Linked DNA regions of Homo sapiens: all the other regions are linked to region 4. Evidence: chromatin loops called from intact Hi-C (ENCODE). Cell type or tissue: endothelial cell of umbilical vein. All regions are shown on one strand. Links, peaks and the distances in the headings refer to the core of each region. The heading gives the core; the rest is flanking DNA.

Region 1 (5,666 bases), core at 1,261-3,760, 110 kb after region 4:
AAAGGCCTGTCTGCAGAGAGAGAGAGAGAGAGGAAGGGAGTAGACGGTAGAAAGAAGCCAAGATGCAGTTTAGAGAGATTAGAAGACAGCTGACCTCCAGGATGCTTCCTGGTGTGCAGTCCAGTTGCATTCTTGGCCTTCAGTTTCATGAAGAATTCTCCATCTATATAACTAATGCTGTTTTCATTTAACGTAGCAGAGAAGCATCCAAACACCTTAAAGACTCCTGGTTCTCATCAGCGATGATCTCAAATCAAGTGCACAAGTCCACTGCCATCACCCACAGGCCCCTGCCACTCCTTTGTGGCCTTCTGTTATTCTATTGCTGTTCTATTTTTATGCAGTGAAACTCAATCTCCATGTGTGTTTCAACCAGTTAAATTTTTGTTAACATTTGGAACACCGAACGGTTCATTTTCTTTAGTTATGTAAATTTGGAATTAGTCTAATTTTATAGTTGTGCTGAACGTTTAAGAAATAATTGATTAATTCATTTATTTCTAACCCAGGTTTTGAGGGATGTCTCTAAATCTGTGAAGAATATTTGAAATGGTTTGTGCTAACTCATGTTTAAGAAAGATTATCATTAGCAAACTAACAAAGCAACAGAAAACCAAATGCTGTTATGTTCTCACTTCTAAGTGGGAGCTAAATTATGAGAACACATGGACATATAGAGGGAAATGACAGACACTAGGGACTATTAGAGGGTGAAGGGTGGGAGGAGGGAGAGGATCAGGAAAAATAACAGATGGGTACTGGGCTTAATACCTGTGTGATGAAATAATCTATACAACAAACCCCTATGACACAAGATTACCTATGTAACAAACCTGCACATGTACCCCTGAACTTAAAATAAAAGCTTAAGAAAGAAAAAAGTGATGTAATGTTTCTGGTATCAATTGAGATAGAATCTCAGAGCAAAGGAAATCACTGCTTTGGTCTGGCTCAGAAACTGGTCCTTGAGGATGATCCACAGAAATTTCCCAAAGTATTTTCCCGAGAACTCTTGTTTTCAAGGATGTTAATGGTGTAAGGAATAAAGGCATTGCATGTTCAGACATGCTGTGCTGCAATACTGAATTTAAAGAGAGTTAAGCTCTTTTCTTCATTAAATAATTTTTTTCACAAGCGATTTTATATAATGATATATATTGTGATTCTCTAATCTGTGTATAGTTTAGTAATTCCTAAACTAATTAACCATGGAATCTTTTTTCTGTAGAGAACATCTTTTGGGACTAGTGTTCCTTGGAACATGTTATGGAAACCATCCTCACAGGGTTAACAGGGATTACATGCCGGGTTCTCGACAGAAATACAGTTATAATTATGTATTAATCAGGTTGTACTTTGGCCCTCTTCCTTGTAACCAAAAGTCATGTATCACTAAATACTGACCATTTGCATTCCCACTGGTCTTATAGATAGGATCACTGATGTTAGAATTATAAGGCTTTATATTTAAGAATTGCTTAAGATGTTCTTCAGATCTTGAATTCCAGTGGAATGACTGATGCCAACCAATTTATAGACCCCCACAGAGCAACCGCATCAGTGTAAGAATAAGTTTTTTCATCTCTCTCTCTCATGACTTCACTCTACACTCTTCAACTAATTAACAGTCCTCACACCTCGGTCCCCTGCAAATCCTTTAAAATCCTTAGAACCAGCTCCTTGGAGAGGTGGAGTTGAGGTTCTCTTCTACCTCCCCATTCAGTTCTTTCTCTGCTGCCATCCTCAATGTCTTGGATGTTGACTTGCTGCCCACCAGGCAAACAAACATATAACCTTTGTTGTGTATTCTTCTAAGGGAAGTATTTGGGGAAGATTATGTTGCATAGTGTTGCTAGGCTTGCCCTGCTCTTTAACTGATTACATATAGCTTTTTCACTTGTAAATGATGCTAAAAGTCCTTTGAAATTATAGGTATTTATAGAAAATCAGATCAGCTTTTAGGTGACATTGGCAATAATAAAACCATAATACTAATGGCACTAATAGAACTGTTTCTCTACTGGGTGTTCTACAATTCAATTCAGTTCCGACACTATCTACCTGGAGTTAGTGTCAGATGTCACAAGTTAAAGGGCTGAACTCCACAAGACTGACCCCCCCAATTCAAATGCCAGTCACAAAGCCTGAGTTACCACTTGTGTTTTGACCGACCAGCTATAAATTGGGGTTTCTATGACCCCCCCTTCTCAGATTTGATAATTTGTTAGAATGGCTCACAGAATTCAGGAAAGTACTTATTTGTATTTACCAGTTTACTATAAAGGAAAACTCAGGAACAGCCAAACGGGAGAGTCGCATAGGGCAATATATAGGAGCTGGGGTGTGTATGTGCAGAGCTTCCATGATCTCTCCAGGGAGCTACCCTTCCAGTACCTCCATGTGTTTGCCAACCAGAAGCTCATCACATGTCAAGAGTTTTTATAGATCTTAATCTCTAGGTGTCCTTCTTCTTCCCGGATGTTGGTGGGAGGAAATGAAAGTTCCAGTTCTAATCACTTGGTCTTCCTAGTGACTAGCCCTATCCTGAGTCTATCTAGGGACCCCACTGCAAGTTACTTCATTAGCATAAACTCTGACAGGATCAAAAGGGGTTCCTTATGAATAATAAAAGCCATTCTTATCACTCAGGAAATTCCAACGGTTTTAGGAACTCTGTGCCAGGAACCTAAGGACAAAGACGATGTACATTTTTCTGCGATAGCACAGGCACATTTCAAGGGCACAACGATCACCCCTACTAGATTTCAAGCTCCTTCAAGTGTTTTATTTTTGAATCCCTACCACAAGGCCAGTTGATGTCAGTCAAGTTGGTTGGATTGAATTATTAATTTACTAAAGACTTAGAGCTGAATATTTCTTACTCTTTCAAAAATTAGAAGGTTGTGCATTTCTTTTTCCAACAACGGACTTCTTTTCTTTTAATACAACAAAGCTATCATTTGACTCACTCCATCATCCATCATGTGTACCATTTAAGTTCTCAGGGATACATTGCCAACGAGTACTTTATTCTTTTATAAATTTCTTTCACATTTAGTGATGTATCCATTATACCTTTTCTAAAGGAAAGAATGATAATTTTTTAGTTAGAGAAATCAAGTCTTTGTTTATGCACTAATATGAGAGTCTTAACAGACTATCAATACAATTCAATAAAATTGTGAGATAATGTAATGCAGAACGGTTCACTGTAAGAGTTTGTTGTTCTTATATTATTTATGGAATTGAGTCTGGTAGTATGAAAACAAGCTGGGCTAAGATTCTTTAGATTACATGAGTATTCATGCTCATAATGCATATAACATACACATTGCATTTTAATTTATGGGCTTAAGGGAACAGTGATTAAGTAGGAGAGAGAAGAGCTTTTTAAACACCTTCTGGGGAGTGATTGCTATTCTTTGCTGTCACAACTCCAATTATTCTTTCTTTCAAATGCTTATTCTCTTTCTTTGAGTTTTCCTGGTACAGGTGGCTGCCATTTGTAGAGCTATCAATTTTGCTGCCCCCTTTTAAGGCAGCTATTATTTATGCTAGTTCCTGCTTATCCTTCTTTTGATTCATTTAGACAAGAACAGCTACAAAACATTTTAAACAGCTTGAAAGAAAAGGTTAACTTTAAGGATCACATGTTATCATGCATAGCCTCCAAATAAAATGTTTAAGCCTGCTCCAGCACACCTCTCAAGGATTGTAACTTCAACATGCTTTTAATTTGAGCCACTCTTTTAGATGCCAGAAATGTGAGGATCAGCACCATCCCACCAGTGTAATGGCCGGCAAGGCTGTCTTGTGTGGTGGCTGAAAACATAAACTCGGTTAGAGAAAGGATTTCTTTTCTTTTCAATCTTTGAAAGTGTGAAACTTGTGTCATTCAGGATGGCTGTTTTCCTTCTGTTAATTGTTGTTGTGTATTTTACTCTTCCAAATCATTGGTTTAAAGTTTGTATGTTAGAATTAATGGCAGGTTTTGTAGTCTGTTAAACCATAAATTACCACTCCTTGTCTTGGTACTGAAAGAGATTACTTAGCCATTCACAATTTTCCATGGGATGTTCTCCAGATGTGTGCCATCTGAAGTCTTCTGACTTCTTTCTCCAGTGGACTAAGCTGGCCTCTTGTTGAGGCAACAAAGAACTGGAAAATATATACATCAATGTTAAAACATGCGGGCCCTCAGACAATGTTAAGATGCCTTCGCACTTTCACTGAGTCCATTTGCGTTTCCTAACAATGCCCCTACTGTGGTGAGCAAGTGCCTCTGCTGTACTTACTCTCCTTTATGTATAATTTTATGCTAATCCTTGAATTGTTCAAGAAGCCTTTAATAGTCAGCTGTCTTTCTCTGTCTTTTGAGGTATCAAGTAATGTTACAACTTGAAAATCCCATAGATGTGGGCAATTGTGTCTTTAAACAATTCTGGCTCATTGGGTTTTCTAACATGCTACGTGTTAAGGATGTAGTTTTTCCAGTCCATCCTGGAATACTGCGGGGATTCTCAATTTCAAAGTAGCCCAAAGGAGATGGCCATTAAGACAACGTTGCTGCTAATCCAATTTCCCATAATCTCAAACTCTATGCAAAAGCAAATGTTGAACCTGTAGCTGAACTCAGTCTTTTGAATACCAAACCAAGACCCATAATGTATTATCTTAACCATTTTGGGGGAAAGCTGATTGTTTGCAAAATATCTTTGGGTTGCCATTAGTTTGGGTTTAATCCTTTAGAAATATTCAGCGCTCAGGCCTATTCAAGCTCTCAGAGAACTGGCTCATCACAGCAGCTCAGCTTGGCCTGTGAGATTGCTTGTGTACTTAGACTCCACTTATTTTGTTCAGGTTCACGATCAGGCGAGACAGCGCTGTCAATTCAAAAAGACATTCTTTTTTCAAACTATTGATCTCCATTGCTCTTGCAAATCCTTTAGTATTGGCTCTCAGGATTACTATAATGCTATAATCATTCTGTTAAGGATTCAGATTTGTGGTGGGCTAAAAGATGGGAACATCAAAAGGATTGAAATGCCCTTGAAGCAATCAATTTTTGTTCATCAAATACAAATGCTGAGAGGCTGCTTTCAGCTAATAATTTATAACTGAATTAATGACACATGGCTTCCTTCAGTCTTTTCTTCTAGGATCCTTTCCCTCCTTCTCTTAAATGTTCTGGTTTTATTTTCTGCAAAGTGAATTTGAATTGCATAATGTTCTAAACAAGAAGAATGCTATGGGAAGTAAAGCTTGTTTCACTTGCTTTCAAACTGTTAAGGCAGTAGAAATCTTTTCTTTCTTTGGGCTTTAAAGGAAGGCAAAGTCTAACACCATATCTGTTCTACTTTCCCTAGTAACAAAAAATGCACTTGTGGTTTATGTGTGAGTAACATTCTAGCAGAAGCTTCCACCAGCAGAAAACGTTTCTGTTAAAACCACGAATGCTGTCATGTGGCTCACTTACTTTTGCACAAAACAATTCCAACAGACAAAAGTTTATTTATAATATGTAACAAAATCATGTTATAGCCAAGGCAGTCTTTTCTTTAGTATTAATAAGTATAATTTACACATCTCTGTTAAGGTAGTGATTAAATGATTGAACATTTAAAAAGCTATAACACCTTTTAAGTTACTTTCATTTGCTCTCTTCT
Region 2 (5,666 bases), core at 2,126-4,625, 200 kb after region 4:
ACACACACACACACACACACACACACACAATGGAATATTATTCAGTGCTAATGAAAAGAAATTTTGTCATGTGCTACAACATGGTTGAATCTTGAGGACATTTTGCTAAGTGAGATGTAAGCCAGTCACAAAAAGACAAATATTGCATGATGACAATTATTTGTCAAACACCGAAACAGAAAGTAGAATGATGGTTGCCAGGAGCTGGAGGAGCGGGTAAAGGGAAGTAGTTATTTGTTCAATGGTATAGAATCAGTTTTGCAAGATGAAAAAGTTCTAGAGATCTGTTGCATAACAATGTGGATACAGTTAACACTACTGTACTGTACACTTAAAAATGGTTAAAATTGTAAATTTTATGTTACATGTTTTTATCATATTAAAAAGATAGACTTTAGGGTTAGATTTCCTTCTTTTAACTAGAGATGGCTTACAATGTCTTACATCTGAGAATTCAAGCCTTCCTTTCCCTTGTCTCTTGCTCAGTCAATTTCCATCTCTTTTTTCTTCCAAAGATGAGCCAGTCTCTGGCTCTTGGATTTTCCGGTGGACAATCAGAAGGATGTGGGGAAGTGAGTAAGACAGCAAAGAGTCTAAAGGGAGAAGGATGAAGTTGTATCTCAAGGATTTCTAAAAAGAGGAGAGTGAGAATCTGGTGTGGGAAGATCAGGACCATCACTAGCCTATACAAAGCCTTTGGGTAGATTGAAAAAGGGGACCCTCTGGGTCAATAAAGTTCACCTGCTTGGTGTCTGGAATTTTGTTTGAAGCTATAGAGCCTCTTGCTCCAGCAGGTAGAATCCTATCAGTGCCCATCATTTGATGTAAGAGTGCAGGCTAGATTCTGCTCCCATTTCCCCATTGTGCAATTCATGGGACTATTCAAAGACACTCTGGTGTATGGGAGAAGAAAAGATAATTTTATAAAAAGATGTAAGCAGAGCCAGAAACTGTGTCTCTTTCATAAGCTTGATAAGTTTTTTTCAGGGACTTAAGATTTTAAATAATGAGATAGTTAAAATAATTAAACCAGATAAATAATGATGCAATAGACACCCATGCATAGCTTCAAGATTTAATCTGAATGAATGTATGGCCATATTTTCTTCAGATAAGGTAGTTGAAGAAACTTCTTTTGTTTTTTGAGACAGAGGCTGGCTGTGTCACCCAGGCTGGAGTGCACTGGTGACTCATATGCAGCCTAAAATTCCTGGGCTCAAGTGATCTTCCCATTTCAGCCTCCCAAGTAACTAGGACTATAGGCTCATGCCACCATACCCAGCTAATTTTTTAATTTTTTCAGAGATAGGATCTCACTATGTTGCCCAGGTTGGGAAGAAAACTACTATTGTAGTACTAAAGATATAGGAAAAGTTGAAATCCACTTCCACTCTGTTTCATGTCTCCTCCTCCTTCCAAGACATAAGCTTCATACTGAAGTTGGTATTTCTCTTTCCTGTGTTTACACCTTTACTGCAGATAAAGGTATAACATAAATAATATATAGTATCTTTTGACATATTTAAATATATACTATCTTTTTGTATCTTGCTTTGTGCATTCAATGTTATATTTTTGAGATATTTTCTTCTTACTATCTGCAGATAAGTTCTATCGTTTTAACTCTCCTGTAGTATTCCATTGTATGACTATATCATAATTTACTTATCTATTTCCCTATTGAAATAGATGGCTTAATGGGTTATTTGCAATTAAAACCAATTTAATCCTTGTGTGCATGTTTTTATAAACCTAAATGAAAACACACCCATTCTGTTCCTTCTCTCATGCAAATAGAACTGCTGATGGACTGCCCAGAAAACCCAACATTCTTGGAATAAATATTCATATTAGGCCTCTGTTGTCAAAGTTGAGGCACTCAGAAAAAAAAGTTCATCCTTAGAAACTTTCTGACTCTGCTCCTGGCCTTCCCCTTTTCTGGGAGCGCTTCACAAGTGCTCTCTCCATCATCAAGGTCGTAAAGTGCTGTGATTCTTTATCTTGTTTCTTTATCAGAAACATCGTGCAGAAGGGAATAATATTCCTGAGTTTGAGTCCAGATTGAAATTTAGCCCTAAGATTGGAAACTTGATGACAAAAGTAGAAGTAAAACAAAATATTACATAAAATCTTCAGCTTTCCTTCTTCCCAGAAATGGAACAAAGGCTTGAATACAGGTTAGGGAAGACCATGTCTTTGCGTGGGGCAACCTTTTGAATGAGCCATTTAGTTTCACAAAGGTAAGTAGTAACTACAATCAAACAAGATGCTTGAGATTAGTGGCTCCAAGGAGCTCCAGATAAAAACATATTGTCTAAGTGGTAAACAGAGTCACATCTTTACAAATATTGCTTTTGGGGCCAATTTTATTATCTAAGCAGAATTGAGCCTCTTTGCGCCTGAATAATGTTGTTAGTACTTGTAGAAATGAATAACTTGGAAAATACTGTCTAGTTGAGCTTACACATAGAAGTGGAAGGAGTTGTTTTCATGGAGCATTTTGTGCAGCTCTGGCCACAAGCAAGGCTCCTTGGGGGCATGGCTGCCAAATAATTATTTAAATAAGTTATAATTTATTTATTTGAATAAATGTTGAGTAAATGAAAGCAGGCTTGGAGTTGGAGTACAGGCCATTCTTCGTACCTCTTTATGGACTGTGAGATCATGAAATCCATTAAGAGGGGCAATATGAGGACCTGCTATAGCTTGTGTTCAGGAGAGCAGGGAACCAAGAAAAACAGAAAATAAAAGAGCAAAGGCAGCACTCTGGCTGTGGTGGAGGGGACCTTTGGTTAGCACATGTGATTGCCTCTTTGGGGTCTAGAAATATCATAGGGGCACAGAAATCATACAAGTGAAGAGACATTGCAATTTGAACACTGAGCATTAATACAACCTTATTTATATTCACAGACTGTTGAAGAACCTGTGCTAGTGAAGAGTGGTTAGAAGTATAATTGCTTGCTTTTTCGTTTTGAGGAACAGTGTTAAAAAGAAATGGCTGTGGTTTTTCCTGTCTATATGCACAGAAACTCTTTGGAAAGTGGCAAATTTTGTAGGGAGTATTTTCGGCTTGAAAATGAGGCAATTATAGAAAAGAAATGTGAAATATTTTTACCTTACAACCCCAGAGGACTTGATTTACAAACATACTTCATATATATTTTGCCTATAATTCCCTCAATATTAACCAAAAAAGGGTCAAATTTATATGCGTTTTTACTAGCTGAGGCTGGGGTTTCACGACAATTTTTGTAACATTTTAATCTCAATATTACTTTTATAAATTCTTAAATTATTTTTTCTGTGATACCTAGTTATTAACTGGATTGAGATGCTGTATTTCATTTTTGACTACATTGACTAGATTTCTCAAATACATTTGACACACATAAATAATGAATGTGCATACTTCCATATGAATTTCCATACTTGAGGGCTGGGAGACACCTCATTACTTGTCTGGATCACTTTGGACTGTAAAGTCCTAATTTGTAAAGGAATTCGTTTATTGTTGCTTTTAATTTCATTTTCAATTACAGAGCTCTCTGAGACCTTGCCTGAAGAGGGCTGTATGAATTTATTATATTGTTCCTATTACTGGTCATACATTATCCATGCAGTATTAATGGGAAAACCAAGGGAGATAAGGTAAGATTTTAAAGCAAGAGACTCATTTACAAGAACCAAACCTTATAGCCTTTCGTTTTCCTCTTTTTTTCCCCACCCTCATCATTTGTCTGTGTCTGCCTTGTTCCGTTAGCTTGTTAACAGTATAGTTTCTATAGCAACACCTACTGGTTGTTGTGATAATGAAAGCCACAGCAAGATCTCCTGCAGAGAAATCCTTGATGCTGACAAGATCAACTCATATTTTCTTTGTCCAGTGTTTTCTGTTTCTTCTTGGAATGACCCTTTTAGCAGAATGTAAAAGATCTCCACTAATTACCCATGAAATAAACAGCTGAAGTCAGGCAGCCCCGACAACACATTGGATGTTAGCTTTATTCCAGTGCTGGTAAGACAGTGCCTGAAAGAACAAGCCAATATATTTAGCTATAAATTTTACTACCCAGCACAGTTAACATGAAATAAAATGAAGGTCAGTTCACTTCTTCCGATTTGAGTTAAAAGGCTTTATTTAGAGAAAATTTCCCATGTACTCAGGTTTTAAGACTTCATCAAAATAGCCAAAGTAAATGTCTGATATTATTTTTGATGTGTGATAATAAGAGATTAACAATAAAGAGAAAATAATACATTAAAAATAAAAATAAAATATTGAATATTAATTCTGATGAGATACGCTTGGATAACCATTTACATAACCACTTATGCTAAATTCCCTCTTTTGTCTTTATTTTAGAGATATTAGGCGCAAACTTTCTATATTGTGTTCCCTTTCTGAATTATTCAGATACCTACACTGTTTATTCATTTTGCTTTATGTGACAGATTCATACATATTAACTTAAAATGGGATGAATTGAGAAGTTATGGGTTTTCTTAATTGCACATTTACCCATTTTACATCATTAATTAAAAACAAAGAACTATTGCTTAAAATATTAATTAATGTTTTAGCCCAAGTCCTTGATGCATTTAGGGTTTCTGGCCTTATTTCCCATCTATTAGACCAGGTTCTGTGTGTGTGTGTGGGTTGAGGGGTTGGTGCTTCTTCCTGACTCCCTTGAGAGCTCATCTATACACTTTTGTTTTAATGATATCTTCCTTCTAATGAACAAAAAAGTTAGCATTAAGTTGAACCCTTTGAAAATCTACATTAATTCTTTTCAGTCACATGCTATTTATTCCATAAATTTAAATAGTTTTCTAAGGGCCTTAAAAAGTTAATCCATCTTCCAATAGTTCAGACATTAAGTATCACTTAATGTCTTAATGCCTAGGAATCAAAAGCAATATTGAATGATACCATGCTTTTCAATTTCAATTATTAATATTGAGTATGTATGCAAAATATTTAATTAAATTAAAACCCAGAAACTGATAAACCAAGAGGTCAAGGGCCAGAATTCTTGTTTCCCTTTCCAATTTTCTTCACATCTTTGTATTTAGACGAGGTTATATATAATATCTACCAAGCAAACTGGCAATTTCCCGAAATTGCCATCTATTTAAAATACATAGAAACACACACACATGCATGCACACACGCATGCACACACACAATATACATGTTTGGTTCTGGGTAATGGGGTTAAAGAAGGTTTGTGTTTTTCTCTTAATACATATCTGTATTTCTACCAAAATTTATTTATTGAGAGTGCCTTATTTTTATAATTAGAAAAAAATAAGGAAAAACTTCTTGGTAAAGTTAATTATGATAAAGACCTTCCTACTAGGCTTCATAAATTCTGGACAGCCTCTGGGTGTTACTTCATCGTGAAAATCTGTAAATCTCATCTCCGGAAGAAGTAGTTATGCTAGAGATAATAATGAAAAAGCATTAAGGACCTTGCTTCCTGAATCTCAGTGAAAACTATCTGAACCCCACATATTCCTTATTTAAGGTACAAAGATACCCAGATTCAAAATTCCATAGTCTAGCATGCATCTGAAAAGTACTTCACCACACACTCCTTAGAAAGTTGGTATCAGAAGTAACCGTAGGCTATGTCTGCTTTTCTGATACATCGGGGTATCCC
Region 3 (5,666 bases), core at 2,122-4,621, 120 kb after region 4:
TCTCCAGGTTATTTTTACAAAGCTTTCTATGAAGCTTATTTTTTAAATTTTCCATAGCTTTTAACACCGTTGAGAGAAAGTCATATCTTTAGTTTCTTTGCTTGCCCTGAGTTTCTCAGTGTTGTCTGCCTTAATCTTTGTAAACTCAGATCTATCTAGGGCCATGGCAGAATGTTTGTTATCCCTCATGTCATGTGGTATTTATCTAGCTGCAGCAGTAATACTGTTGGTATTTGGAAATAAATACCAGGCAACTTGTTTTAAATACCCTGGCACTTTTATGCAGGTGTTGAGGGTAAGAGAGAGCTTCCTATCTTGGAATAACTGAGTTATCATCTTTAAACAGAGACTGTGTTTGTTACTAATGACACTTAAGACCTTAGTACACGCAGGTGTATGTGACACAGAGAGAGAGTTTTGGTGTGTGGGGTGTGTGTGTGTGTGTGTGTGAGAGAGAGAGAGAGAGAGAGATATTGACTCTGCCTGCTGTCCTGGGGTCAGACAGACTACTAAGTGGCAACAACATATATAGATTAATTATCTGTTAGAAACTGGCACAATAGGAAGTGATGTTTTTCTTCCTTTATAGCAAGAACCATTGCTTCCTGATTCATTTTTCACCCATTCCAAATACACATACAACTCATTAGAAATGAAGAAAAACATACACGAGGAATGTGTAATTTTTTTTTTTTTTAAGCTGCAAGATGCCTCTTTCTTATTTACTTATATTTATTTATTCCCCTGCTGGGGCAGCAAACTGTTAAAGGTGACTTTAACCTGAAACATGGTTTCACAAAATGGAGTTAACTCTCTCATCCTAACACAGTTTCAGAGAGTGGATAGTGTTGGAAAAGTAACATTCACTCTGTAAGCCAGTGGATATTAAGCCTCACTTTCCAGGTCTATGTGACCCTGGTTTTTGGGCCCAGACCCTTGCATGCTACAGGCACCATCTAGACTTGGTACATTTAGCAGCATTTAGTGGTATAATTGTAAATAATAAATAAAACGTGATGCATTTTAAATGAAAGTCTAATGTGACCTAAATGGAACTGAACAATCTATTAAATTGCATAGACGTCGTGTGCTTGGTTCATTTATGGCAAACATTGTGTTACTCTGTCCCTTGCACATATATTTTATTTAATTAGGGTGGGAAAGAGGGAAAACTGAAAGTACTTTTTCTTTTCTAGTCTGAAGATTTTTCAACCCTGTGATAATTGAAAACATAATTCTGCTCAGGAAAATAAAATGATTTCCTCCTAATACTAAAGTATTCCATCTTTATTATTTTTCCTTTGTCTTTCTCATTTAGAAGGGAAAAAAGATGTGATTTTGTCGATTAATCCAGAGAATGTTTAATGACATTTCACTTCATAAAATCAGTGTGTTGGCTTTTTCAAGTTTCAAGGAACAACAAATTCTGTGACTTCAGATGGTGGGGGGTTTCTAAGGATCCATGAGAAAGTAAGGAAGCCAAGAAGCTGCCTCAGGTTTGGAGAGCCAGGCGAAGGTTTGGAGTTCCAGTGAAGACTGGAACATCTTCCAGAATAACATGGCAGCTCTACTGGTTGCACATTTCTGCGGCTCAGCCTTTCCCTTTTCCTTTTCTATCTGCTCTCTCTTCATTTTTAACCAGTGAGTCCTCTGACTGTATGTCTCATGGGATCGTCATCAGTTGATGAGGTGTCACCTAGTTTGGTACACAGCTGAGGGAATTTATTCCTCCTGCCAAAGTATTTGATGGGCTCTGGGGTTCCAAATATAACCAGGGCTGGCTAAGGTAGCAGGGTCACAGGGAACAAAGCAAGCATGGCAGCCTGTACCATGGGAGAGCAGATGTGAAAGTGCATCGTAAATTACAAATCTCTTTAAGTATTGTGAAATATATACCTACTTATTATTGATTATACTATATATTATAGCTAATATATTAATCACAAATAGATATGAATACATTATTAATATGTGTTAATAAAGATGTATATTATAGCATCCTCTACAATGCATATTACCACTCTGTGTTCTTCAATGTAATCACTGAGTTAATCATGCCTGGCAAATGTAAGCTTTCACTGCGTGTTGCGATAATTTGCAGAGGAGTCTATGATGTTCTGCTTATCATGCTCATGCCTCTGTAAGAGCAAAGAAATGCCTCAGATATAAATGGGGTCAGAGCACACACTTTTCTAGCCCTGTAGAATTGTTGTAAGGCTCAAATCAGTTATTTTATGTGGTTTGAAAAGGGTTGACTATTACTCTACACATCTAAGGAATTATTATTAGATACATGTTCAAAAAGATTTAGCAAAAATTGTAAAAAAGGAAAGAGTGGACTTTGGAAAATTTGTTTCTATGTTTTTGGAAACTGTGCTTAAGTTTTGAAAAGCTTATTCTGTAGGTAGTTGGATAGTTTGAATAGCTCTAGTATCTGAATGTAAATACATGAGCATATTGCTCATCCCAATAGCTGAGAATAAATAATGTTTTGATTCCTGTAAATGGAAATTATTTATCCAAGCAGGAGCAGAAAAGGACTAAATCATGTTTCCACTGGAAAGAGTGAGAACTCATTAAAGATAAAAGGTATAGTCAAATGGAGAGGATAAGGAAGAGGCAGAAAATGATTCAGGGTGGGTGGACAGATAGCAGATAGGCATGAATCAGAGAGGGTTTGGGGAGAGCAGGAGGCTTCCCGTATGGAGGCCATGGAGAGTGGGAGAAGGAAACTAATTTTAGGAAGAAGTGGTTGCTGAGGGCAGCAGAACAGATGGACAGAAATGACCTCAGTCCTTGTTAACATAACTGACACAACAGTCTGGACTTCCTGTTAGATGAGATACTTTATTATGTAACACAGTTTGAGTTGATGTTACTTGTAGGCTGAATAATTCTTTTAAAGCTGCTTCTCAAGGCTGATTCTTTGGCAGACAGTAAATGTGGTTTTAACTAGAATAAACTGATTCTGGTTGTATCTGCGGAGAATACTTTTATTTTCGGCAAGTGATGTGGTCACCTGTATGACCCTGATTGACCTATATTGACCTCTCCAACTTAAAGGGAAAATTATAATAATGCCTGTATTGCAACATTATTTCAAGAATTAAGTGATATCATACTGTGAATTCACTGTGGAAATTCTGAAGTGCCCTATGGTGGTAAATGATAAGAAATAAGAAAACTGTCTTTCCATTGCTCTTCTCAAATATGCTTTCAGAAGCACAATGCAACTTTTCCCACTTTTTTTTCTGTCAATTACGTTAGTGATCTAAATGATAGGGAATATATATTTTTCTTCAAGAACCTCAGTGAGTGCTAATTTGAATAAAAACAAAACAAAATACATTATGAATATTTTTATTTTTTTCTGAACTTGGGTGTAAGTTCTTTGAAGTGCCTTACTCATATCTGGCACTCAAATTTGTTGTTTAATTGGCACTTTCTGAAAACAGTATTTTAAACCAGGGGTGGTAAGTAGATTTAATCTCATGTGTCAACTGCTACTTATTTATGTGGATTCTGAAGAGCTATGCTGAGAATTCTGAAGCCATGTCTGGACTCAGTGTAAAAGAATGCTGTAATCTAATAGTGATGTCTGTCACTGACATGGAAAAGGAACTGGAGGAATTCCTGCTCATATTAATTACCCTTATCTTAACCTAAGAATATATCACTTAAATGAAGGAAATGGTGAGCTCCCTGGAGGCCAGTTATGTTTTCATATGAAGGTTAGTGGCTTCTCTTCTTACGGGTACGCCAGCCTTGCAAGGACAGCATTTTCTATTATTATCGGGGTGTGTGTGTGTGTGTGTGTGTGTGTATGTGTTATGTGTGTGTTTCAGGCAATACTTTTAGAAATTGTAGTGGACACATATGAGGTTAGGTTCAATCTCTGTGGGAATCCCCTTTTTACCATAGTAAATATAAGTAATATGTAAACATAATAATATAAATAAGTAAATATAATAAATATCAATTACAATGGCAGGCAGAATTCTAAGATGAAACCCAAGATTTCCACCTGCTGGCGCCTACACCCTGTATAATCCCCTCTCCTTGAGAGTAAACAGGACCTATGATTATGATGGAGGGCCACTCTCATGATTACAAAATTTTGCAGATGTAATTATGGACCCAAATTAGTTGATTGTGGGAGATTATCTTGGGTGGGTTCACTTTATTTAAATAAAATTTATTCAAACTTGCAGGTGTAATTAAGGACCCAAGTCAGTTGATTCAAAGGGAGGTTATCTTGGGTGGACCCAATTTATTCAAATGAAAGCCTTTAAAAGAGGGATTGGACCCTTTCTGAAAAGACAGATGCTTCTGCTAGCATTATGGAAGTCAGCCTCAGTGTTGCAATGGGGCCTGTGAGAGAGCTACATTACTGGGAACTGATGGAGCCTTTAGTTGCTGAGAGCAGTCTTATATAACAACCAGCCAGAAAGAAGGGACCTCAGTCCTACAATCCAAAAAATATTAATTCTGCCAACAGCTATGAGAGCTTGGGGAAACACAGTATGGTCTACACCTAGATTGCCACCTTGCATGACTCTGAGCAGAGGACCAGCTAAGCCATGCCTGGACTTCTAACTTATGGAAACTCTGAGATAATAAGTATGAGCTTTTTAAGCTGGTAAATTTGATGTAATTTGTTATGCAGCTACAAAACCTAATGCAATTGCTATTAAATCATAAATGATAGAGGTGAAAATGAAAGAAACAAAAAGCTTGAGAGAGATAAATAAGTATGGACTTCAAGTTTGTAAAGAGAAAAGCATGGCTTATGTTCATTCTCGTTTACAGATGAATACTGTCCCCTCCACTCCACTGGGTACATTGATTTGTCCCTTTCCCAGGTGTCAGAGCAGCATGCAGCCCATAGAGTAGCTTGCAATCATGTTAGGACACAAAAAATGCACTTCTGGGTCATCTAACAATTATTCATTATTTGTTCTAAGAATAACATGATAACATTAACAGAAGAAAGTAAACGGCTTCTCTTTCTACCTCTACAAATATAACTATTTATTTTTCCATGTTTCCCTTCAATTCGTGTCATATGTGAACAAAATATCTGAGATATGTATTGCATAGACACAATTTTGTATTCTTTAACATTATATGATGGTCATTTTTCACACTGCTACCTGATCTTCAATGTTTTTAATCATTGAATAATCTTTTATTGAGTTGTGTTAAAATTTTCATAATCATTTTCCTATTGTTGGGCATTGGGATGATTCCTTTGTAAATTTTTACTCCTGCTACTGTAAATAATGCTTATTTTTGCTACCAAAGTTAACATTTTCCTACATACGTCCTTTTCTAATGATCCCATAATGTTCTTAAGATGTGTTTCTAGAAGTGGGATTACTGGCTTGAAGATATAAACATCTCTGAACCTAATTGTTTCCCCCAAATTTTGCTAAAGTATACTCCTTATAGCAGTGTGAATTGCTCTTTGTTTATTCATTTCAGGCTCATCTTGACAGATTTAGGAATTCTCTTTCTTAATGTCTGGCCATTTAATTTTTTTAAAATCGGCTTTACTGAGGTATAATATATCCAATAAAATGTACTCATATACAATTCCGTTAAGCCTGACAATTACATATATCCGTGTAACTACACCACAATCAAGCTATGAAACATTTCCATTG
Region 4 (5,666 bases), core at 1,016-3,515:
GCTATCTCAAAATGAGAGTGGTGTTCCCAGAAGGTAAGTGACTTTGCCCAGATGGAATTTCAAAGGCAGAAGGGGCCGGGGATTTGCCAGGCAATGAGCCGACATCAGTGACCAGAGAAATGCATACATATTTACATATATATTTTGCAAAGGGAAGTTTAGCTCGGCTGCTTCACTAAGGTCCTCACTGAACTCAGAATTTCTGTCGCTTTTTTGAGGCTCCCTCTACCTCCCCATCAATACTTTCTCTTCAGTCCATCAGATATGTTTGGTTGGGAAGCAGCCCAACAGTCCTTTTGTCAACACTTCAGATACTAGGCTCAATTGAAAGTACTACTAATCCAAACATGACTTTCTTTTTTACTCCTCTTGTTAGAATTTTGTCCAGTAAAAACCAGGAGCACCGCCTAATTCTGTATTTTTTTTTTGCCAGGTGTGGATAGACCCATGTACCTGGAGCTAGATAGGCCAGATAATAATTTCTCTATATATCTAAAGATTTGCAAATGAGTAACATGCATATTTGTGAACAAGTATGCCTGAATTTACTCAAGTTCTTAAATAAATTCTAAGCAAATTTATTCCGAGTTTTCAAGACATTCGCAGATTCTGAAACTAACTCTGGAGCTTGATGATTTGCAACTGTGGGCTTGATGTTATCTGTAAGATAATAGGCTAGTCCTAAAATACATAAGATTGAATTAAGATGGCTAGCCCGCTTAGAAAATATCTTCTGGGTGGCAGGTTGGCAAATAGATCCTGAGAAAATTGTCTTATAAGGCCTAGAAGTTAGAATAGCTGAGCTGTTGACATGATTTAAAACTCATATTTAGATTATCAAGATTCACTGTGTGAGGACAGAGCAGCTTTCATAGAACACTGTCCTATATACAACCATTTATACTTACTAGAAAAGGACACTTTTCTATTTGTCCATCTTTTCCTTTACTTGGATTCAAATAATGCAAACAGATTTTTAAAAATATTTTAGATATGTCTTTGCTGGGGGAAGGGGATTCAGAAATGTAAAAGAGGGATTACTGAACAAGCAAACAAACAAAAATCCAAGGGAAAGAATTGTGTTTATTTACAAATGAGAACTTCTGATTTGACCCCTGGAGGTTTTTGTTGTTGTTGATTTTAGATGTTTGGGGTTTGTGGTTTTCCGTTAAATGAATGGATGAGCAGGAAACAGTCATTATTGGGTTTGCAGTTTCACTTTGCTTGATCATGACATAAAAGTTATTATCTAAGTCAAAAAGCCTGCAAAACATGCTCCAAATTAGTGGAGCATGAAAAACATGCTCCAAGCTAAAGGAAAACTTTCAAATTATAGTTCAGTTCTACCTTCAAACTACAAGTGATGCTTTAGTCGTTCCCTCCTAAAGCAGTTCCTTGAACAGTTCTTCTCTGACCCTGGAAACTGTGGGGAAAAAAGAAATGAAAGCCTAAAGTACCTGAAAATTAAAAAAAAAAAAAAAAAAAGAAAGAAAGAAAGAAAAAAAGAAGAAAAAGAAGGGGAACTTATATACTAAAAACCACATTTCCCGTTCAAACTGTGCTATGAATTGTTGATGGGATAATTACCATTATACCACACTGCCTTCTATTTAAAAAAGAGATCTCGTTGTCTTTTATACTGTCAGCGCCTACTTTATAAAAATAAAGCTATTGCGAACTCCGCTGGCCGCACTGTTCCTAACAGGATTATTAGCAGTGATTTGTCAGCCCCTGCGGTCTCAGTGGGCTCCCTTTCTGCGTGATTTCCAGCCGGTCTCGTCAATTATTGGTGCCGATGTCGCTCGCTGTTTGATCAGAAGCAGCATATGGTGTTGCTTGTGGGGCTGCGAGTAATCGCGGGAGGAGAAGAATAGCAGGGCGGCGTTCTGGGGCGGGCACCGAGCCGGCCGGGAGAGCCCGGGGAGTCGGCCGGCCAGGGAAGCTAGTCGGCTTGGTGTAGACCCGGGGGCAGGCGCAGCTGGGAGGAAATCGGGCTGTTTTCTGCTGTTGTTTTGTTTTTGTTTTTAAAAGAGCAAGCCTTTTTGCATAATTAAGTGCTAACTCTACACATTATAAGTCTCGTTATAAATAAATAGGAACAAAATAAACTCTTACAGCCAACCTCTCGTTATTTTTAAAGAGAGCGCCAATGAAGGCTCCCGCTGGAGTCCTCTTGGTGGCCAGAACGGTCCCCTCTGGCTACTTTAACAGTGACTGTGCTTTCTGCAGCCCCCTCACCTTCCCCCGAGCCCCGGACCCCTCCTTTCTCTCCCTTCTGTGGGTGAGTGTGAGTTTATGGGGAGGAGGGGATGGACGATGTGTGAACTCTGGGCACATCATTTGTTTCTCTAGCTACTGTTGAGCTCATAACTCACCCTCAGCCTCCACCCAGTGAGCTAGACAGGGTCATCAGAACAGCTGGCTCCTAGGGATGAGTTTTTAATTTTTGACGGTGGACAAGCTTCAAAAACCCAAAATCAAACACAGCTCTTTAAAATATTAAAGAACAACAACAACAACAACAACAGCTTTCAAAGGAATAAAATAGTCACAATCGCAAGACCAGGCACAACCTATAGGGGGTGCCAAATTTAAGTTCAGTGTTGACTGAAGGCAGAGAGCAAACAAGATTGGGGTCCAAGGCAGTTGGGGAAACTGATCACTTTATATGGATGTAATCTTTTCTAGTGGCGTTAAATGGAATTTGTTGGAAGATGAAATTCATCTTTACATTTATCATGAAGCCACCCTAGTACATAGTAGGTCCTCAATACAGCTTTAAGGATGAAATAAAGATAGGTATAAGTGTCTTATCACAGGTAATATATGGATTTTATAAGGTATATAATCTAAATAATTATTAATCTGGTGACATAGCTATAGGTATAAAAATGCTGTAAAACTTCAGTTTTGTTCATACACTATTTCATCTCTAACACACTGTAATGCCAAAAGGCTATAAGTTAAATGAACAAACAAAATCATTTCATAATTATATTTGAAAGAAGAAATATCCTTAAATACACCTTAAATACAGGCAATTTCCTTCCCTTCTCATTTGCCGAATACACTTTTTTTTTTCTCCCAAGTCTAGTAGCTTCCTTGTCTGGGGGCAAGTTTCAGCTTTTATTTGCCTGACTAGATGAAATTAAACTGTTTAGGTGAAAATGGGGGAGTGGGAGAACAGAGAAATGGAATATGGGTACCTGGAATAATTAAGAATAAAGCATTAGATTGGAGATTTCAGAGAAAAAAGAAAATTAGGAAAGATAACTGAGAAATCACTAACACTTCATATCTGCCAATTAGTGACATATTCTATTCCAAAGTAGCCTTGCAAAGAAAAAATTGAGGCACATGGAAATGTATAAATCTTTGGTATTATCAAAGCCAGAGGGGCAGGATCTAAAAAATAGCATGACTTTATTTGTGTGCAAAATAGGACAAATTCAACTAGAAAGACATACATATTTGTTATCCAGCTCTAAAGCAATTTTGGCTGGGGGTGTGGAGGCTTTCATAATCAACTTTGAAAGGATCAGATATATTTTCTGATCTATAGCTATTCAGAATCTTGGTAACATCACATTGCCATTTCATTGACAAGATGTCTTGGAAAAATAAAAATAATCACAGAGTTGAAATTAGTAACTACTCAGGAAAGATCATCTCTACAAGGGTGATTAAACAAACTTCCACAGATGGTTTCTATAATATTCACCTCAAGATTGAAATTCTTAATGGTGTTATATTTTTTTGAGGCAGAGAACTGAAAAAGAAAAAGAGGCCCCATGTCCCACGTGGGTCGGTGATTTAAGGCTGTTTTTCTTGCTTCTTGGGGAAATGATTGAGCATTAGGTTTCCATGTTTATTTTCTTACAGAAGTTTTTCTCATTTAAAGGCCTTTAAGCACAGTTTACCCTCCATGCTAGTTTTCTGTGTTTAATTCCAGTTTTGATGTTGACTTAAAATGTGGAGTGCAGAACTAAACTCCGTGCAGAGCATTTGCAAGGCGGATTTATATGCTAGAAATTGTAGATCAGATCAATAAAAAAAATACTTTTTTCTTTAATGGGAGGGATCACTAATAAAAACAACAAACAACAACAAAAACAGGTATTATAAGCTATGGTGGGATGCTTTCAAGCAGGGTGCAATCACCCGTCTAATGATAAAACGGGGCTGAATTTCTAAAGAACAAATCTAATTTCTAGGGGAGTTGTTGTCCAGTTCTAAGAAATCTTGGGAGCTTCCAGCTTTTACAGACCCAAATGTGGACACAGAATGAGAGCCCATAGATTCTCACCGCACTTCTCCGTCCCGCCAGGTATTTCTCAGGAAAATGAGGCTTGTACCTTGCTAACACCTAATGATTTTAATGGGCCACCCATTGCCAGTGTCTGATCCGTGAAATTTTAAAATTTTGTGTGGAGGAGGGGGAACCTCAATTATTTAGGAATGGTCCTGCTACTCTTAAAGTGCTAAAACAGTGTCCACTGCAGAGTAAACTTCCTTCCGCTGGTAGCCCCACCGAATAGGCGGTTCCTGCGCCTTGTCACTCGGCCTCGGCGGCGCAGGGCCGACAGGGGACAATCATGTCGAGGTCCCCGTCGCGCCTCCCGCACCGCCCGAAGCACGCAGTCAGCCAGGTCTGCGCGGTGTGTCCCATCCTCTGTCCGCGGTGGCCCCAGCCAAGGGCCTAGCTCGTGGCCTCAGCACAGAGTCTCCTTACTCCCCAGGCCGGCCCAGGAGCCGCCCCCTGCCCTCATCAGAGGTCCCGCAGGTGCAGGTGTGTGCCAGCAGCCCCTCCTGCCCTCCCGGCCACTGTCCCTGAAGGGCAAGCAGTCGTCTAAACCTTAGGTCCAGATCCAGTCTGTTTGGGCAGTTCCCGGGAAGGCGGGTTAGGTGCCATCGTCCGAGTCCCTGCGCCAAGTAGAACCTAAGTGGGATTCGCCCGCGCGTTCGGGCTCGGCCTCGCCAGCGCGGGCCTCTAGGGAGGTGGCATAGCCAAAGCTGGGCCGCATTCGAAGACCCGGAGTCCCAGGGCGACATCGATTGACGTTTTTCGGCCGTCACGCAGGACTGTCTCATGAACGCTGCATGAATTTCGCCCCCAGTTTTAGTCTGGCCGAACCCCGCCCTCCTTGGGTTTCTGCCGTCTTTTCGCGGCTGGCTCCAACTCGGGCAGCCAGGTTGGCCCGCAGGCTCTATCCCTACGGGAAGCCCAAACTCGAGGGCTGGAGCTCCGCGAAGGCAGAGAGAGAGAGAGAGAGAGAGAGAGAGAGAGAGAGAGAGAGAGAGAGAGAGAGAGAGAGAGAGAAAGAGAGAGACAGACAGCGGTGTGACCTTCGGCCTCCACCCCACATTTACAGTAACATTAGTGGATTCCCTGGGTGCGGCCGCGGTGTCTCTGGCCCGGGATCAGCAGGCAGGAGAGATCAGGGCACTGCCGAGTGCAGGCACACACTGTGGGGTCCAGGCTGCTGCGTGGAACAAGACCTGGCCCGGCGCGCTCGCCGATGCCCTCAGGTCAACCACACAGGCTCCTTAGCCGGAGAGGGCCGCAGGCAGGGCGGGCAGCAGTGCCAGAGGTGGGGTCGGGTGCGCCTTGGTGCGTGAAGGGACCTCCTACCAGTGACTGCTCTAGGAGCTTGATTCGGGCTGGT

What was found. Peaks named below come from ENCODE experiments on the same cell type or tissue, not always from the same donor. Only the 100,000 strongest peaks of a DNase experiment are listed, where the experiment ranks them.
Region 1: it touches region 4 in a loop (2.2-fold over the local background); 3 of 110 quality-filtered maps call a loop at or near these places.
Region 2: a loop joins it to region 4, with 4 times the contacts of the local background. A loop is called at or near these places in 4 of 110 quality-filtered maps.
Region 3: a loop joins it to region 4, with 2.3 times the contacts of the local background. A loop is called at or near these places in 6 of 110 quality-filtered maps.

The regions. Positions count from the first base shown.
Region 1 is chr6:100,348,134-100,353,799 of GRCh38, reverse strand. No RefSeq gene overlaps it. Among named protein-coding and RNA genes, the nearest start is that of SIM1-AS1, 43 kb to the left of the region's middle. In endothelial cell of umbilical vein, for the core only: no CTCF peak of the experiment used is centred there; a DNase peak (open chromatin) is centred at 2,649.
Region 2 is chr6:100,256,231-100,261,896 of GRCh38, reverse strand. No RefSeq gene overlaps it. Among named protein-coding and RNA genes, the nearest start is that of SIM1-AS1, 130 kb to the left of the region's middle. In endothelial cell of umbilical vein, for the core only: no CTCF peak of the experiment used is centred there; a DNase peak (open chromatin) is centred at 3,646; H3K27ac peaks cover 511 bases.
Region 3 is chr6:100,340,987-100,346,652 of GRCh38, reverse strand. No RefSeq gene overlaps it. Among named protein-coding and RNA genes, the nearest start is that of SIM1-AS1, 50 kb to the left of the region's middle. In endothelial cell of umbilical vein, for the core only: no CTCF peak of the experiment used is centred there; a DNase peak (open chromatin) is centred at 3,642; H3K27ac peaks cover 1,390 bases.
Region 4 is chr6:100,457,661-100,463,326 of GRCh38, reverse strand. It overlaps SIM1 (SIM bHLH transcription factor 1), which reads left to right. Exons shown (of 12, transcript NM_005068.3): 2 at 1-33. Among named protein-coding and RNA genes, the nearest start is that of SIM1, 4.4 kb to the left of the region's middle. RefSeq lists an enhancer at 5,167-5,666. In endothelial cell of umbilical vein, for the core only: a CTCF peak has its summit at 2,565; DNase peaks (open chromatin) are centred at 1,876, 2,356 and 2,466; H3K27me3 peaks cover 1,242 bases.